Regions from separate parts of the Homo sapiens genome. Here all the other regions are linked to region 4. The links are chromatin contacts, found by Hi-C or POLR2A ChIA-PET in ENCODE. All regions are on one chromosome and are shown on one strand. The core of a region is the stretch at or near the end of the contact, and the rest is flanking DNA. Distances in the headings are between cores, read along the strand shown.

Region 1 (4,688 bases), core at 961-3,460, 2.6 Mb before region 4:
ATTTTCTTATCGTCCCTGATTTTCTGTAGTTTCACTATTTCATATCTATGTAGGGATTTATTTTCATTTGTTTCTCTTGATACTAGGAGTGGATATTTTTTCCTAAGTTTTAGTAAACAGTTTACTTCATATCTTCATTCTCTGACGTTACTTCCATATTTCTTAATTTTCTTCCCTTTCCCCAAATCATCAACTATTTTTCTTTTATCTTAGAAACTGAACTGTCATTTGCTACAATTGCTTTGGGACCTCAAGCTCCAAATAACCACAAGTGCAGCTCCATTCACCACCTCATGTTTCCATTCCTTTCCTAGCCCAGGTAGTTGTTTTCTTACTTGTGTCTTTGATAGGCCCCCTTTTATACTGCATCTACCATTGATCTGTATTTGGAACAGAATATGATGTTACAACACCATCTTAATTGGAAGTCTATCAATTACTTAGACTATAATTGATAATATCTAAATTCCAGAAGTTTTGAATGTGAGTGAAGTCACCGAAAGTAGATACATGGGTCATATTTGGATGACAATTGGACTACATAGCTAAATAATCAGAAGGTTTCTGTTTCATGATTAAAACAATTCAGCTTAAATTTGTAAGTTTATTGATGTGACTTCAGGATGATCATCTTTTGAGCAAGTGTATAGCTAGATAAATCAATTATAGTCACAAGGAACTGGAGATGGAGCTGTTTTTATTTAAGAAATGGGCAACAATTTCTTATTCACAGACAATGAACTCAATAAAGAATTGTTTTTTATATCAAGAAATAGGTAACAAGCTGGTACAGAAACACATCACTATTGCCTCTTGCTTTCCTCCTTTCTTCCCTAGCAGTGTTGAATCCTGTTAGAGAAGAAGGCTCTCCTCAGACTAGCAGGACCATTATGTAACCCAGCATGCTTCTACAAGCTGCTGGCTCTCTCCTGGAAAAAGCAAACTCCATAAATAGCAGGCACTCAGCAGTTATAGGATAGATCAGGGGGAGTAACCCCATAAAAGCAAATAAACATCCAACACCCCACCTTGGAGAGCCCAGGCTAATACATCAAATACATTTGCCTTTGGGTAAATAAAGATCCACTGGCTGTTCAACCCAATCTCAGTGGTAAGTTTCACCCTGGGGTAATATTTTACTGCTATTGCCCTTGGAGTCAGTAAATATTTGTATGGAAAATATTATGCAACACACTGTTCCTGTTATTCCTACACCACTAGTTTCTAGAACCTAAAACATTTTTGTAAACTTACCTTTATTTTGGCATCAAATCTTTGTCTCTGCTGGTTTTTTTCCAATATAACTCTCAACCTTTGAAAAGTTTATTAAATTTGCAACTTTGAAATGAGGAATAGTATTTCCTTTCACATAAAAACAGACTCTTAATTTTGCAAAGTGGCCAAGACATGTTGTCTGCTCTATTATTCCTAGCTTGGAAGCTCTGTGGGCAAGAGATTGCTGAGGAAGAGAATGTGTAAGAACTCTTGCTGAGGCACAGTGATGAGAGAAAGGGGATACAGTACACAGGCTGATGCATGAATAAACCAGTAAGCTTTCTTCAGTAAATTTAAGAAACAATTTCTAGATTTGTTGCTAAATCTTGTTCTGGTTTGGTGGGCAATGGAAGAGCACTGACTAAACTCAACCCTGCCTTGACCTCCTGGGCAGGTCAAACCAAGGCTGTCATCCTTAGAACTAAAACCCCAAGCACGTCACACTACTCAGGTATGGACATAAGGATTGTTACAAAAGGACTAGACATAATTTGAAGACATGAGTGAAAAATGCAACCTGAAAGCACTACTCAAAAATGAAAGACTGGAGCTTAGGGGACCTCGGTGATCATAAAGTCCAACACCTTTCTTCATTATTCATATTAAGAAACAGGGTCCAGAGAGCTAAGGAACTCACCTGAAATTCCTTGAGAGACGTGGAACTGAGGCTTTATCCCATGTCCCTGATCCATTTCCAATTTTCTTTTGACTTTTGAGAGTTCCTTGCTATCAAGTGTCTCAGGTAAGGATCCTATCTCACATTCTGTTGAACTTCATTTTACCAGTGAGAAGTGAGCCAATGATTACTTTTATGGGAGAGAATTAACTAATGTCATAGTAGCGAAGGTCTCTAAGAGGCAGAGGGCATAGTGTGTGCAAAGGTCCAAATGGCATGAATGAGCAGGAGTGTGGGTCATGGTGCATAATTTACTGTGGCTGCTGAGCAAGTTCCTTAGGGTGAGTCTGAGTGTGTGTGTGTGTGTGTGTCTGTCTCTGTCTCTCTGTCTCTCTCTGTCTCTCTGTGTGTGTGTGTGTCTGTCTCTGTCTCTCTGTCTCTCTCTGTCTCTCTCTGTGTGTGTGTGTGTGTGTGGTAGAGGTGACAGGAGATGTGGTTTAAGAGTTGGATCCAGGGTCACAAAGGCATTTATATGCTGTTATAGGTTGAATTGCCTTCCCACAAAAGATGTGGAAGTTATAACCCCCAGTACTTGTGACTGTGACCTTATTCGGAAATAAGTTCTTTGCAGATGATCAAGAGGAGGTCATTAGAGTAGGCCCTACTCCAATATAAGTGATGTCCTTATGAAAAGGAGAAGTGTGGACACAAAGACACAGAGAAGGAAAACAATATGAAATCACAGGGACAATGCCATTCACAAGCCAAAGAATGCCAGAGGTTACCTGCCAGGAGAAAGCCATGGAACCAAGGCTCTCTCACAGCTCTAAGAAAGAATCAACGCCGCGGACACCTTAATTTTGGACTTCTGGTCTCCAGATCTGGGAGATGATAAATTTCTGTTCTTTAAGCCACTCTGTTTCTGGTGCTTTGTTATGGCAGCCCCGGCAAAAGAAACACATGCCAAAGTAGAGAATGTGGGTTTTAATCCATAGATAAAGGAGTGTTGTTGAAGGTTTCATGCAGAGGCACACACAGTCATTTTGCAACTTAGAAAGATAAAGATCTTTCATAGTCGTGTGTGCACATGGATCAGAGCAGGAAACAGGAGAGTCAAGAGTTCATTTAGAAACTTGTGAAACAGTTCAGGTAAAACATATCTGAATTAAGGCAGTGGCAGTTACACATGATTAGGACAAATTCATCAAGTACTGAAAAGTAAATGGTCAAGAATCTCAAGTTCATATTATCAGAGAACAAAAACCATAAAAGGCCACTTTATGTGATTCCACTCAAAAAAGAAACTCAGGTTTCATGATAAAGTGGGGGAAAATGTTTGATTTAGTCTTGAAAATTTAAATTAAAAATTATAAAATCAAGTTATCTTATCTTGAACATAATTGTGGTTGTAATGCCAACTTTATGCACTAATTCTTAGAATGGCAGAGAATGAATTGTAAATTGTTTCATATTTTGGCTTTCTTTTCTGAAAAAATTATATGATGACACATTATGGCTACCTTCACTTCCAGAGCAAGAGTGGAACAGTTATTTTCACAAAAATAAAACTGAGAGTTTCATCAGTGTTCTTAGGGCCTCTCTTTTCATCCTGTGATATGCAAATCATTCTCATTTGAAGTGCCTTTCATGTTGTTATCATTTTCGTTTTCTCTGTTTTAGTTGTTACTTGGCTAGAAACAGGACAGAACTCTGGTGAAGACTAGCTTCATGTCAATCTGCAGTAAGATTTAAATCTAGAAATAAAATATACCCCAACATATTGGGTTGTATTTTCTTCTTTTTACTCTTCTTTGTTAATGGCTAGCAATATATCATAGCTAGCTGGGTGTGGTCACTCATGCCTATAATCCTAGGGGCTTGGAAGGTTGAGATGAGAGGATGTCTTGAGCCCAGGAGGTCAAGGCTGTAGTGAGCCATGACTGCACCACTGCACTCCAGCTTAGATGACAGAGAAAAACCTAATCTCTAAAAACATTTAAAAATTTTTAAAAATTAGTGATGCACATGGCTCATTCCTGTAATCCCAGCAACTTGGGAGGCTGAGGCAGGAGGATCACTTGACCCCAGAAGTTCAAGGCTGCAGTGAACTGTGATCATACCGTTGCACTCCAGCCTGAGCAACAGAGAGAGACCCTATCTCAAAAAAAAGAAAAAAAAAAAATCACACAGCCAAATTGTAGTCACAATTTTAAGTCTGTGTAAATTCGAAACCATTTTTTTTTAGTCATCTTTCTAGAAAGAGAGTACTGGCTAGAGTAGACAAAGGGGATGGCTAGTGGAGGGACTGGAAATCAGGAGACCAGCTCTACTAGTAGCATAATATGTGGGCTCCCACAGCCTCCATTTGGCCATCCAGAAAAGGCAGAATTTGGACTAGATGACATCTCATGAGAAATACTCCATGTTTGGGCTTTATGTTGTAGTATGCAATTTATTTAGTGTATGCTCATGGAGAAGTCATCAATTACCTAAAAATCCTAAATTTCAGTTTTCATATACAGAAAACAAGAGCCTTTATTCATTATATATTTATTAGCACATTTCTGAAAGAATGTGAAGCCATTAATAAGAATAGTACTAGCTACTTTTCACCAAAAAGAGACTTAGGGCAGTGATTTTCAAATTGTTGCACAGCAAAACACCTGATACAGTGCAGGTGTAAGTTGTGAACAGGTTCATCCATTGTTTTAAATAAAACAGTACATAGAAAAGGATTCATGGGCCAGGTGCGGTGGCTCACGTCTGTAATCCCAGCACTTTGGGAGGCTGAGGTGGG
Region 2 (4,286 bases), core at 1,483-3,982, 2.4 Mb after region 4:
AGAGACTGGGTTTCACCAGGCTCACCAGGCTGACCAGGCTGGTCTCGAACCGCTGACCTCAGGTGATCCACCGCCCCCACCCACCTCGGCCTCCCAAAGTGCTGGGATTAGAGGCGTGAGCCACCGTGCCCCACCCACTAAAATCATTTTTAAAACGTGGTTACACAATTCCATTTTAAACACAAGTACAAAACACACCTGGAAAGTAATGTTAAATACAGACTCTCTTACACAGCTTTCAAACCCTTACCTGGGGATACCTTGGTTCCTACTCTTCTCCAATTACCCCACTTAAAACGGCACAAGGAAATCTCTGCTGCTACTCCTCTCTTAACTAGCAACCCTCTAGAACTAAAGCGCTTCTTCCAGAACAGCCATCCTTAGGTTGTTCCCACAGCAGCGATTAACTTTTTGTGCCTTGACAGTCTGATAAACCCTACGAGCCTAATAGTTTCATAAATACATAAAACACACACTAGTACAAAGGAAACCAACTGTACTGAAACAAAACACTTTAAATGTCACGTTCTATGACATTACAGGACAAACAAGACTTGGCTGCTAATACAATAACTACCCTAATTTTGAAGAAATAAGAATGCGATAACTGAAAACATCTTCCATAACTGTAATGTTGAGATATGAAAATATACTGAAAATGCTAATGTGGTGGTTTTTTTCGGGGTTTAGGGGGAGCAATTACACTGTTAATTGAAATACTAAACTTGGGAGATAGAAAAAAAAATCTTCCTCAATTTCACGCACCGTCTCAATTAATGCACTGACTCTAGATTAAGAATATCTGCTCTAAAATGTCTAGTAAAATAATGAACCCATAGGAGGTAGAGTCAACAGCTTCTCAAGGTGAGAGAGGGGTATTAAAAGTCACACGGCCGAGAGCGATGCCTCACGCCCGTTAACCCCCCACAACTTTGGGAGGCCGAGGCGGGTGGATCGCTCAAGCCCAGGAGTTCGAGACCAGCCTGGGCAACATGAAACCCCGTCTCTACCAAAAATACAAAAAAAAAAAAAAAAAAAGAAAGAAAAAGAAAAGAAAAAACAAAAACCCTAAAAAACAAAACAGAACAAAACAAAACTTAGCCGGACGTGATGGCGCGCGTCTGTGATCCCAGCTACTTGGGAGGCTCGCTTTAGCCCGGGTGGGGGGCAGAGGTGAGCCGAGATAGCGTCACTGCACTACAGCCTGGGTGACAAACATCGTCTCAAAAATACAAACAAAAAAAGTCACTCATTAACAAAATACCCCTAAAACCTCCTTAAATATTCCATAAACTTAAAATACGCAGTACTACGGTTTGAGGTTTACGGCTCTAAAAGGAATTCTAATGCAAGTCTAAAAACCCCTAGAACAAAAATCGTACGCATGTAGACATCGTATTTACGGTAACTAGCATAAATTTCCATAGCAATGAAAAGGAATGTTAAAGTGTTCCTCCTTTCTCAACAGGACTTTACTTCCTTTTTAGCTATTAGACCTCCACCTTATTATACGTTAACTGAAGCGTTGTGAAAATTTAAAGAGCTGCCTTCCACTGGGAGTCAGTCTAACCTTACCCAAAACTCATGTCAATCGAAAACCAATTAATAAAAAGAAATTCAACTTTCAAGTCATTGTTAAACACTGCAACTAATCAAACAATTACTGCATTTAAAAAATGACGTCGAGGCAATGGGACTTACAAATGCAAACGGCGTCAACACTGCATTCAGATCATTTTTATTTACTTTTTACGAGCAACTGCAAAGCGAGAGCTCACTCACATTACCATAGGATCTCGGCACTGCGCCCAAGAATAGCAGAGTGATGCCTCCAGGCAACACAAAGCGGAGGAAAACGCTCATCTCACTTTTTTTTTTCTGTCCCCACCCACCACTCTGTGGTATGCGGAGGGCCCCGGCAACCTTCTGGTCGTCGTGGAAGGGGGCGCTGCATCTGCCCGTAAGCTGTGCCTCCATACGGGACCGAGACGCCGGCGGCCATGATGGCGCCGCCATCTTGCAACGGCCATTTTACAACGCACTTCTCCCGCCCCGTGGCGCCAAACCCACCCCCATCCGCAGCTGAGTTGCCACCGAACGCAACCACCCCGGGGCTCCAGGAAGCACCGAAAAACCCGTCGTAGCTGCCCAAGCGGCCGGGCGCGCCGCAGGACCGCCCGAAACAGCCACCGCCCCTCCCCCCCCGCCGCCACATCACTTCCCCTAACCGCCGCCATGGCGCTCCCGTCGCCTCCCTACAATAGGCTGCTCTCTCCGCGCCCTCTTCCTCAGAACAATAACAAACACTTGACGAGGGTGTGCCACGCGCCAAACGCTCTCTCTCCCACTCTAACGCCTGCGCAGCACTCTCGCTTCACAAAGCGCTTTCTCACAATGACGCACCGGAATTGCCATCCGCAATGCGCTTTCCCCGCACAAAGCACTGACCGCCGCCTTCTCAGGGCGCAGCCCGCGCCGCCCCCGGCCCTCAAGCCTCAATCACCTCGAGCCCGCCTCTATCTCCTGCGCCGTTAGGTGCCTTTTTCCCAAAGGCGCACACTCACCCTCCTGGAATTTAGGCTTCGGGTCCTGCTTCGGCGCCATTTATAAGTGATTCGCCGCCTCCTCCTTCTCCCACCACCCCCGACTACCGCCCCCTACTCTCTACCCCACCCAACTCCGCGTCAGACGCGCCGTCAGGCACTGCCAGCTCTACATCCTGGGCCGGATTTGCCAGCGCCCGCAGACCTCACAGCACCGCGACCCGCGCAGCCGCTGCTCCAGCCAACGACAGCCCGCCGCGCACGCGCCCCTGCGCCCGCGCCGCCCCAGGGCACGCCGGGACTGGTAGTTCGGAGTCGGTGGAGGCGCCCCCCCCCCCCCCCCGGGTGGGGGAGGGGCCGGCTACCCTACCCCACCCCACCCCCGCTTCTCTCTCCATGCCCCCGGCTGCTGCGGGTTGGTAAAGCGGGGATTTGATTTCGTGGGAGGTTAAGGCGGAGCTGGCGATGGGGGAGAGTGGGGGTGGTGAGCCACCAGTGATAATAGAATGGGAAAGGCCCAGTTGCGACGTCCCTTGGGCAAATAAGCCCCCGTTGATGTTGAAGTAGTCGGAGAGAATAGGGCTGGCTCGGAAACCTACATTCAATAGCATTCCGCTAGTTTTTGCATAGAAAGGCTTTAGGATCAGCAAGAGGGTGGGAACTGGGGTCCGCTTCTGGAAGCTTCGTTGTTTAGCAACCCCACTGCGGAGCCTATTTGGTGGGATTGATAGCCATTTGTTGGCTCCTAGGTCTACCTCCTCTTCTCCAGCCCAGCCTTGCGGAAATGAGGATGATGACGTGGGAAACACTAGTCACGCTTTAGCTTTTTGAGATAATGGAGCTCTGCTTTCTGAAAAAGGCTAGTGTGAATATGTCAACGTCTGTATTCCGTACCTGCCCTGTTTGTGCTTCTTGTCACTCTAAACAAACGGATTTCTTCAATATTATACCTTTTTTTTTTTTTCTGAGATGGAGTGTCGCTCCGTTGCCCAGACTGGAGTGCAGTGGCGCGATCTCTGCTTACTGCAGCCTTCGCCTCCCAGGTTCAATCGATTCTCCTGCCTCAGCCTCCGGAGTAGCTGGGATTACAGGCATGTGCCACCACGCCCAGCTAATTTTTGTATTTTTAGTAGATACTGGGTTTCACCATGTTGGCCAGGCTGGTCTGGAACTCCTGACCTCGTGATCCGCCCGGTTTGGCCTTCCAAAGTTCTGGGATTACAGGCGTGAGCCACCGTGCCTGGCCTAAACAAACGGATTTATGTCGTTCCCTGTTCAAAAACAACTTTGTTGGCTAAGCTGCAAAATAGCACCATTTCCGTCAGTTTATTGTGAGAATTACATATACGGGCTTAGCGCGGTACCCAACAATGAATAAGTGCTCAATGAACTTTAGACGATAAATCTCAAAGTCCTTAGCCTGGTATTTAAATCCTTCCACAAACAGCCCTTAGCCTACCTGCATCCCCTATGTAAACCTTTATCCTCCTACGCAAACCTTTGTCTCCATGACTTTTCTTTTTTTTTTTTTTCTTTCTGAGACGGAGTTTCCCTCTTATTAACCAGGCTGTAGTGCAAAGGCGCGATCTCAGCTCACTGCAACCTCTGCCTCCCAGGTTCAAGCGATTCTCCTGCCTCAGCCTCCCGAGTAGCTGGGATTACAGGCATGTGACACCACACCGGGCTAATTTTTGTGTTTTTGTAGAGATGGGGTTTCTTCATGTTAGTCAGGCTGGTCTTGAA
Region 3 (4,563 bases), core at 828-3,327, 2.4 Mb after region 4:
TTTAAAAAGAGAGGGAAGGGCACAGAGGCTCACATCTCTAATCCTAGCACTCTGGGAGGCTGAGGCAGGAGGATCACTTGAGCCCAGGAGTTTGAGACCCCATCTCTACTAAAAATACAAAAAAACTAGCTGGGCGTGATGGTACGAGCCTGTGGTCCCAGCTACTCAAAAGGCTGATGTGGGAGGATCTCCTGAGCCTGGGAGGCCAAGGCTGCAGTGAACTGTGATGATGCCACTGAACTCCAACCTGGGTGGCAAGAGAGCCAGGCCCTGTCTCAAAATAAATAAATAAAAATTTAAAAATGAAGAGACAGAGAAAGAGCAAGCCCAGAGCAGAGAGCACTGCAGTAGGTCAAGGCTGGGTTCAGACACTCTCTGCGCACAGACTGGGAAAGTTACCATCTACTCTTGTGGCCTCAGTTTCCTCATCTGTAAAATGGGGGGTCAACAACATGCCACTTTGCAAGGTGATGATGTAAGTGAAGAACAGGGCATCACTGGGCATTTGAGGCTACGGCACAGGCTGGTCTGAATCACCCTCTCCTCACCCAAAGCAGTGACAGCACCGGCCTCCTCAGCCTGGAACGCACGTTCTTCTGTCTGTCTCACACCCAGACCCTTACATACCATCTTCTTTAGCTTTGCAAACTACAGAGAATGGCCCTACAGCTCTTAATGTAGCTTCCTCAGCAGAAAGACTAAAATGTCTGTTGAGGGGGCAAAACAATTCACAAGGAGGTCGTCTAGCTTCTTCAGTTGTAAGTCCACTCCAAGCAAAAGGGAAGCCAGGGAAATGTGGTTAACCAGGGCAGGGAGACGTGGGGAGTGTGGGGGAAAGTCTGAGGTGGAGACACACAGGGACATGGGGGGTATGAGGTGGGGACAGGCAGGGAGATGGGGGTGCAAGGTGGAGACACGCAGGGACATGAGGGGGTGTGAGGTGGGGACAGGCAGGAAGATGGGAGGTGCAAGGCGGGGACAGGCAGGGACATAGGGGTGTGAGGTGGGGAAATGCAGGAAGATGGGGGGATGTGAGGTGGGGACTGGCAGGGATATGGGGGTGTGAGGTGGGGACAGGCAGAGACATGGGGGTGTGAGGTGGGGACAGGCAGGGACATAGGGGTATGGTGGGGATAGGCAGGGAGATGGGGGGTGCGAGGTGGGGACAGGAAGGGACATAAGGCTGTGAGGTGGAGACAGGCAGGGACATGGGGGGTGTGAGGTGGGGACAGGCAGGGAGATGGGGGGTGCGAGGTGGGGACAAGCAGGGACATGGGGAGTGCGAGGTGGGGACAGGCAGGGACGTGGGGCGTGCGAGGTGGGGACAGGCAGGGACATAAGGGTGTGAGGTGGAGACAGGCAGGGACATGGGGAGTCTGAGGTGGGGACAGGCAGGGAGATGGGGGGTGTGAGTTGGGGACAGGCAGGGAGATGGGGGGGTGCGAGGTGGGGATAAGCAGGGACATGGGGGTGCGAGGTGGGGACAGGCAGGGACATGGGGGTGGGAGGTGGGGACAGGCAGGGACATAGGGGGTGGGAGGTGGGCACATTCAGGGAGATGGGGGTGTGAGGTGGAGACAGGCAGGGACATAGGGGGAGCGAGGTGGGGACAGGCAGGGAGATGGAGGGTGCAAGGTGAAGACAGGCAGGGACATGGTGTGAGGTGGGGACAGGAAGGGACATGAGGGGTGCGAGTTGGGGATAGGCAGGGAGATGGGGGGGTGCGAGGTGGGGACACGCAGGGAGATGGGGGACGTGGGGATGGCGACAGGCTGGGAGAGGGAGAGGCCAGGCTGAGACCTCCCCGCGCGGTGCCAGCCAGTCCAGGCAGATCCAGGACTCAGCCAGGCCTGATACCCAGATAAGCCCTTCCTCCCAGAGGAGATAAGGGAGCGACGCGGCCGGCCGACAGGTGAACTAGAGCTGGCGAGTTAGTCGGCGCCGCCCCCTCCCGCGAGCCCGGCCTCGGGGGAGTACCGCCCACCCCGCCCCGCGCTCGCTCCGCCCCGCGCTCGCTCCGCCCCTTCGCGCTCCCGCCGCTCCTCCACGCTCGTGCCGCTCCCCCCCCGCGCTCCCAGTTGACGCTCTGGGCCGCCACCTCCGCGGACCCTGAGCGCAAGAGCCAAGCCGCCAGCGCTGCGATGTGGGCCACGCTGCCGCTGCTCTGCGCCGGGGCCTGGCTCCTGGGAGTCCCCGTCTGCGGTGCCGCCGAACTGTGCGTGAACTCCTTAGGTACGCAGAGGGCGCGCCGCCCGAGAGGGTGCTAGCAGGCCCTAGAGTGGACGCTGGGAGAACTTGGCCAGGGGCGCACTGGGCTCCGGAGGAACGGGGCAGAGCTTTCCCCGGTGAGAGGCCAGGAACTCTGCGTGCTGGCACGGGGAGGGGTAAACTGCATTATAGGCGGGGGTTCTCGGAGGGTGGGCGGCTTGTAGGACCAGAGGAGCAGATGGGCTGAGTGTCCAGGGTCCCACCTAGCCAGGTGGCTCTCCAGCCTAGAATACCAAAGGAGCCCGCAGCTCCTTCCGCCTTCCTCAACTGGGGACACAGAGTGTCACACAGAGGACTCTGATCTGTCCCTGCCAGAGGTGAGCAAGGACGTCCCAGCCTTCTCTAGCAGCTTCCCCCGGGACTTGGCACACAGGGGATCCCCGTAGTGTCTTGGGAGTCCCATCTGTAGAGTAGGTTGGACGGGCTGTTTGGAACAGTGAATCCCTGTGCAACGGCACCAGGGAAAGCACTCAGACCAACAGCGCTTTTAACAGCACCCCAGGGCCCATGGCGTCAGGTGGAGCCCCAGGACTCCTCTTGTTGGCCAGATTGGCTGCGACTGGTCCAGCTTCGTGCTGCCCTTGCATCCTGTCTACTGCCCGGGCTCAGGCACCTCCCCTGGCTGAAGGCAAGGAGCCTGCTCTTCCCTACTGCCTCCCTCCTTTCCTACTGTCCCTGGTCCCAGCCTCAGCCCACAGGCTCTGAACTTAAAGACCACCTGCCCCCTTCACCGAGAAAAGTAGCCAAGAAACAACCCAAGGAGCCAAGAACCTAGGGAGGGGGGGTGCCCTGAGCTCTGGAGGAACGGGACAGGGCTTTCCCCCAGCTAGAGGCTCAGGGGATGGGACAGAGATCACTGAGGCTGAATCTGGGCCAGAGGGTTGCCTCATTCCTTCCCACCTATTTATTTAAAAAGCTCCCCAGCCTTGCAAACCTCAGTGGGCGCCCAGCTCCAGGTCAGTTCCCGCCTAAGGAAAACCTAGCTGCCGCAAGCGAGGGCTGCCTGGAGAAGGCTGGCGCTGAGAGGCTGTCTGAATTCCAGAGCAGGGCTTGGCAAACTTTTTCTGTGAAAGACCAGACGGTAAATAACTTAGGCTTTATGGTGGTCTCTGTAGCAACTACTAACTCTGCCATGGTAGTGTGATAGCAACCATAGATTGTATGTAAGTGAGTCAGTGTAACTGGGTTCTAATAAATGATTTTTATGGCCACTGAAATTTCAGTTTCAAGGGATTTTTGGGTGCTACGAAATATGTTTCTTCTAACCATTTAAAATTGTAAGAAACCGTTTGTAGCCCAGGAGCTGTACTAAAACAGGAGTCAGGGACCGGCTGCGGTGGCTCACACCTGTAATCTCAGCAATTTGGGAGACCGAGGCAGTCGGATCACTTTAGGTCAGGAGTTCGAGAGCAGCCTGGCCAACATGGTGAAACCCTGTCTCTACTAAAAATACAAAAATTAGCTGGGTGTGGTAGCCAGGTGCCTGTAATCCCAGGTACTCAGGAGGCTGGGGCAGGAGAATCGCTTGAAACTGAGAGGTGGCGATCACTCCAGCCTGGGTGACAGAGTAAGACTCCATCTAAAACAAACAAACAAACAAACAGGGGAATACTGTACTTTCCTGAAACCTGCTGTAAATCCAGGCAAGGTATTATGGCACTTTTAAAGTCCTGACTAGATTGGAATGGATCTATTTTAGGGTAAGGCACGGTTCACCAGCAGATTATTCTGGCCCCAGAATAATCTCTCCAGAGGCAAACTGGTAGTCAATTGTCCTAAACTCAAACCCTGCCTCCAACTCTTGTCCTGAGTTGAGGTCTGTCTTCCTCTAAAGCCCTCAGCTGCAGCAGGGCCCTTAATCAAGATCTGGAATCCCCTGAAACCCTAAAGGGAGCCATGTTGAGGAAATGTGCATTTTCCCCAGGGAAAACGGCCATAGATTGGTCTCTGGAACAGGTTCGAGACCCAAAAACGGAGATCTAAATGCTGTGTGGTAGTGATCTTCACACTGGAGGTATGGATCCTTGGGGAAACAGGAAGATATTTCAAGTGATGCCGGCAGAGAGTGTTCTGGAAATCCATTTACAGACCTTTTATTTCCAAGTGTCCTCTTTGCTAAAACTGGGAGAGAGCCCCTGAAGGCAAGGGGGAACCTCTTTCCTCTCATTCAATCTGAACCTGAACCCATGGGTATAAAAACAATAGGGACAGCAAACAAAAAGACAAAACGGTAATAAATCGTTCATATCTGGCATTCTCAATTCCTCAAGGAAACTGAATTGAAGAGGAGAGGAC
Region 4 (4,716 bases), core at 728-3,227:
CCAAAAGCCTACGGAGGCCTGGGGCAGCACCTAGAGGGTGCAGGACCCATGAGCCTGAGCTCATTTGACTGCTGGCCCCAGCTCAGCCTGGCCACTTCCTCCCCACACCCCTTTGGGTCATGCTCAGAAAACATATGGGAAGTGAGACTTTCAGAATGACTTGACTGAAGCGTGGGGGACTTGTGAGCCCTGGGATCAGCCACCTCTCCATGCACAGTGGAAATAATGAAAGCTCCAGGTGAGAGCTCTTGTAACCCACATTGTTTACAATGGACAGCATCCCACAACAGACACATGCCAGGACAGCAGCACATGGAATGTGGAAACAGCACTGAACTTGAACTTGGAGACAGAAAACCCAGGTTCTGTAACCTTGATTGAGCCTTACCTTTCTCATTTATAAAATGACAAAAGAAGATGCAAGAAGTCAATCTACTGAAAGTGGTTCACAAGCTAAAAGGCTCTCTTCAAATGGAAGGTCTTACTGTGGTCAAGTGCTACAGTGTCCCACCATCACAGGACGCAACCTGGGTCTGATGTGAGCAGGCTACTCAAGCTACTTCCCCTCTGGCCCAACTAAGGTGGCCACACAGCCATAATAAGCCATTGGTTACTGCAGATGCTTACAAAGGAAACCTACCTTTAATGTTGCTTCATCCAGAACCTTCACCTCCTCGATGAGTTTTTTTAATTCTTCTGAGCTCAGCAGGGAGATAACGGACTGACCAGACTGAAGGGAACTGTGGTCCCCATCATCGTCTTCCTTGGCTTCCGTGAGACCCTCTGTATATTCTCTCAGCTCTGAAAGGCTTTCATAAGGAGAAACAACACACAGTATGAACAACAATATTAAAAAGAGGTAACAGTGATTGTATAATTACTATGTCCCAGGTGTGGTGCCAAGCACTTATGTGCATATTATTTGATGCAACAAATCTATGAGTAGATACTAGCATACCTTCACTCTACAGATATTTCCCAGCAGTGTAAGAATAATAAATAAAACTAATAAATGCAGAGCTACTTTGATCAGAGGGAAGACCAAGCCCCAGCCCTACAGCAGGGACCCTATGGCACGTCTGACATCCTCTTGGTTCTGCATAGAAGGTCTCATCCATCTCCTAATTTCAACTGACAAGGAATCTGAGGGTGAGCATGGAAAGAACCTGCTCATAGTCAGAATCAGTGCCTAAGCTGAGACTAGGACCCAGACATCCTAACTCCCTGACGAGGGAGTTGAACCCACGTGCAGAGTACAAGTGGATTCCATTTGGAGAGTAAGAATTCCTGATGGATAATTTCCTGGCCTCATTCTGGTCTTTCTGAGTAACCGCAGGACATTTCAGATGTGCATCAACCTTCCAAATCTCCACAGGCGTATGTCAGCCCTCATGAGCAATTCACCAGGGAGCCAGTCCCACCTCCTACCTCCCAGCCCTCCTGAAGCCAGATGTTGTGAAAACTCCTCCTTAATGTGAAAGGCAGAGGTGTAATACCTACAGACAGACACACACACACTCAGACATCTGCACACACATGGAAAGAAAGAGGCAGAACAATTCTTTAATCAATATATCTGGGAATTTTTTAAATTATATATAGGATTATTTTTAAAAATAAAGATGAGAAAGAAAAAGATGAGAAAGGTAAAGAGAAACACCGGGTGTAGAAACTCACTTGAGCGAGAACCCTGTGTCCAAGGCAGATGTTTCAGCAGAACCATTTGCAGCTGAGTCTTCGTTGGATGATGATGTTGGAGATGCCCCTTCCTTGGGGATGCAGGGAGTCTGGGCACAGGAGATAGAAGATGGAAGGCACAGCAAGGATTTCATGACAGCCGATGACACTTGGCTGCTGATAGAATAGAGTTTGCTGGTCTTTTCGTCAAGTAGCTTCGTCTCACAGGACTGGGACCTGGTCAGGGGGAAGCTCCGTGCTCGCTGGCTAGGCATCTTGAGCACTGGGCCTTGAGATTCCTCAGCCTGTGTTGACAGCAGCCTTAGGAGCGGGTCCGGGCCAGGGGGGAGAGTTTTCTGATTGGGCTGCCGCCCTGGGGGAGGGGACTCAGACACACCTGGGTCTCTGGCCTCGGAGGCTGCAGGGGACCCCGAGGACAGTACTTGCTCAGGCTGCTGGGGCACAAGAGTGGGTGCAGCCCCTCGCCCCAAGAGTCCAGAAAACCGTCCTTCCTCATGCTTCCCAAGAGGTTTTGCTGCCTCCCCAGAGGAGGGCTGGAGGCTCAGTCTCTGGGCTCCTTTGTCAGGCAGTTGAGAGGAGCCAAAGGTTTCAAAGGAGCTGATTCTCTGCCTGATGGAGGAGGAGGAGGAGGAGGCCCGGATGTGTGATCCTAGGTGCTCCCTGGAAGCAGGTGCTGGCTGGGTGGACAAGGCAGGATCAGGGAGCCCTCTTGGGTCTGAAGCACGATTCCTCAAACCTTTCAAGCTTTGGCGAAACCAGGCTGGCTTGGGAGCCACAGGAGGACCTTTCTTCACAGTGCTGCTGTCTGCTGACTTGTAAACTTTGGGAGTGCCATTGGCGGTGTCCAGCTTTGGTGGGGTCCCATCTGGGTGGCCCTGTGTCCCTTCTTCTTCATTCAGGCTGGCATTGGGCTGTAGAGGCATGTGGCCATGGTTCTCACTCATGATGGGGCTAAATAAGTTTTTGATGCAGTCAGAAATCCTAACCCAAGGGTCTTCGGCTGTGGTATCAAAGCTATAGTCCATCCGAGCCTGCCTCTTAAGCAGTGGGTGTTTTATCGGGGATGTTTGGGTCACTACAGTGCAGAAACAAGGCCAAAGCTGTGCATTACATCATACAGTGACTTTTCTTCCTAAATTCTAGTTTCCAAGCTGAACAGCAAGAAGGATTCAAGAGGAGGAGATTAGCAGAAGTGGGGGACACCCAGGTGGGTGAACTCCAGGTGCTATTACCTGACTGAGCTGCCAACAGGCAGGAGTGAAGGACCAGAAGTAGGAGTTAATCTCACAGTATCCTAGTGTTTTAGGCCTGGAAGGGTGCTCAGAGAATATCTGGGCCGACCTCTGGCATATTACATTTCAAGAAGGGTAAGGGGCCATCTGATGGCAGTGCTCAGGCAAGACCCTGTGTCTCCTGACTCTTGAAGTTCATGTCCTTTCTACTGCACTAAGGAGCCTCCAAGATACCATGTTAAATGTGTAAAAGCCAAAGCAGTTCTCCTGCCGTTTAAACTTTTAAGACAAAGGTCATGAGTTGGCAGCTGTTTGTGCTTTGACCTACCCGTGTCATTAAAAACAAGGTGCCTGTGCACAGCTTCTGATGGGGCCACTTCGGCTTCCCACAGCTCTTCACGCTCCCTCTCACCCAGCCAGCATTTCCCATGTATGTACCTGCCTGGCCCTGAAGCCGTGTGTTTGCTGCTCTGCCTATACACAGGTCATTGATCAGCTTGCTCTCGGCAAAGGAGTGTTTTCCCTCCCTCAAAAGCTGATGAAAAGGTTCCAGGTAGAAAGGAATCTGTGAAGTAGGATTCTCCACCTTGGCTACATACTGGAATCTGGAGGGCCCTGAAAAATACTGACGCCCACCCCTAGGTACTGACTGAAGATACCTGGGATGCAGCCTGGGTGTTGGGAATGTGATGAGCAGGGGATTGCAATGTGCAACCTGCTCTGTGCCAGCCAGGACCTCAGGCATGCCCTGGAGCACATAGGAGTCTTTCTCAGAAGCCAGCATTGAACCAGCATCATATCTGCATGGGTAAGGGAGAGGGTGTCCTGGCTCTCTTTCCCAGGGGCAGAGGGAGGCTGGCCTGTGTGCCTTGGGGGATGCTTGCTACTGGAACGCAACCCAGTTGAAGGAACTCTGATCCCTCCTGTCCCTTGTCTCAATGCCAGGTTTCAAAAGAAGTGAATCATGGAGCATTACACCTTGATGATATCAAAGAGAAATTCTGCACAATCTAAGAGACTGGCCTTGGGCAAGTGAGCCCAGGCCTCCAGCCTGTTTCTGCATTTTTGAATGGCTTGGCTGTAAGGTGCTGTTGTGAGAATCAGGAGGCAGAGGTTCCACAGGCAAGCCCTTTGCAGATTGGAGTGACAACCTCCTGTCAGTTAAACACTGAGGCGTTTGCTTTTGCTAGAATGTTCCTCAATTAGGGTGACTAAGGGAGAGGAGCCTCCACCCACAGGGCCTCTGCTCTGGGTGAGATGTGCTAGATCTTTCCAAAATGTCCCTTAGCCCTCCAAAAGTCTTTCATGAGCTTTTCTGTAGTGTTACTCAAACAGTCATATGTTTTATAGTCTATATGTTTATTTCCTGCCACTACTAGTTGCTCCTTGGAGGCAGGACCTGACTACCTGGTCTCATCCCTTTCTCTCTCTCCCCCCAGCATCTAGCACAGGGCCTCACGAAGCCAGCATTCAATGTGTGCTTGCTGAATGCATCATATGCTTGGGGTCTACGTGCTCTTCCACACATTGCTGATGAGTGAATCTGGGCTCAGAAAGGCAAAGTAGGTTGCTCAGAATCATACTAATGACAGACAGATCCAGGATTCCCTGACTTCAAGTCCTATGCTCTCTCTAGCAAGCAAATAAATATTCAAGTCATGTCTTAGCATTGTCAGGTGTACCATGTGGACACACCCTTGCTATCCACCTCATGGAGGAGGTGACCACTGGTAGATGCTATTTATACTTTTCTGGCGTTGCATTCTCTGACTCAGAAATCCTGAAT

Evidence for each region. A loop is a pair of places that touch in the nucleus more often than their neighbours do. ChIA-PET counts read pairs that join two places held with the same protein, here RNA polymerase II (POLR2A). Pooled maps may share reads with other maps.
Region 1: a loop to region 4 is called in a pooled map, with 13 times the contacts of the local background. The contact joins two enhancer-like sites. A Hi-C loop is called at or near these places in 4 of 37 single-sample maps with no recorded cell type and 6 of 50 pooled maps.
Region 2: a loop to region 4 is called in a map of CD8-positive, alpha-beta T cell, with 8 times the contacts of the local background. The contact joins the promoter of MORF4L1 here to the enhancer-like site in region 4. A Hi-C loop is called at or near these places in 1 of 168 maps with a recorded cell type or tissue (CD8-positive, alpha-beta T cell) and 10 of 50 pooled maps. POLR2A ChIA-PET finds 5 or more read pairs at or near these places in 2 of 52 experiments (CD4-positive, alpha-beta T cell and IMR-90).
Region 3: a loop to region 4 is called in a map with no recorded cell type, with 7 times the contacts of the local background. The contact joins the promoter of CTSH here to the enhancer-like site in region 4. A Hi-C loop is called at or near these places in 2 of 37 single-sample maps with no recorded cell type and 4 of 50 pooled maps.

The regions. Positions count from the first base shown.
Region 1 is chr15:83,927,358-83,932,045 of GRCh38, reverse strand. All of the region lies in intron 17 of ADAMTSL3 (ADAMTS like 3), which reads right to left. Among named protein-coding and RNA genes, the nearest start is that of ADAMTSL3, 280 kb to the right of the region's middle. RefSeq lists enhancers at 3,488-3,687, 3,708-3,877. Within about 2 kb of position 2,210, at least 2 of the 41 ENCODE cell types and tissues checked have a DNase peak (open chromatin) inside an H3K27ac peak, as active enhancers do.
Region 2 is chr15:78,871,336-78,875,621 of GRCh38, reverse strand. It overlaps MORF4L1 (mortality factor 4 like 1), which reads right to left and starts at 2,732. Exons shown (of 12, transcript NM_006791.4): 1 at 2,565-2,732. The coding sequence starts at 2,604. RefSeq lists silencers at 1,120-1,229, 2,231-2,290, 2,701-2,960 and enhancers at 1,881-2,120, 1,514-2,145.
Region 3 is chr15:78,942,560-78,947,122 of GRCh38, reverse strand. CTSH (cathepsin H) reads left to right here and starts at 2,077. Exons shown (of 12, transcript NM_004390.5): 1 at 2,077-2,232. The coding sequence starts at 2,142. RefSeq lists silencers at 1,875-2,224, 2,662-2,956 and enhancers at 1,807-2,345, 2,346-2,884, 3,345-3,394, 3,825-3,874.
Region 4 is chr15:81,297,437-81,302,152 of GRCh38, reverse strand. IL16 (interleukin 16) reads right to left here. Exons shown (of 19, transcript NM_172217.5): 14 at 1,678-2,773; 15 at 641-809. Among named protein-coding and RNA genes, the nearest start is that of STARD5, 24 kb to the left of the region's middle. RefSeq lists enhancers at 258-347, 3,413-3,462, 3,636-3,685, 4,391-4,716. Within about 2 kb of position 1,977, at least 7 of the 41 ENCODE cell types and tissues checked have a DNase peak (open chromatin) inside an H3K27ac peak, as active enhancers do; they include CD8-positive, alpha-beta T cell, where a contact is called at or near this core.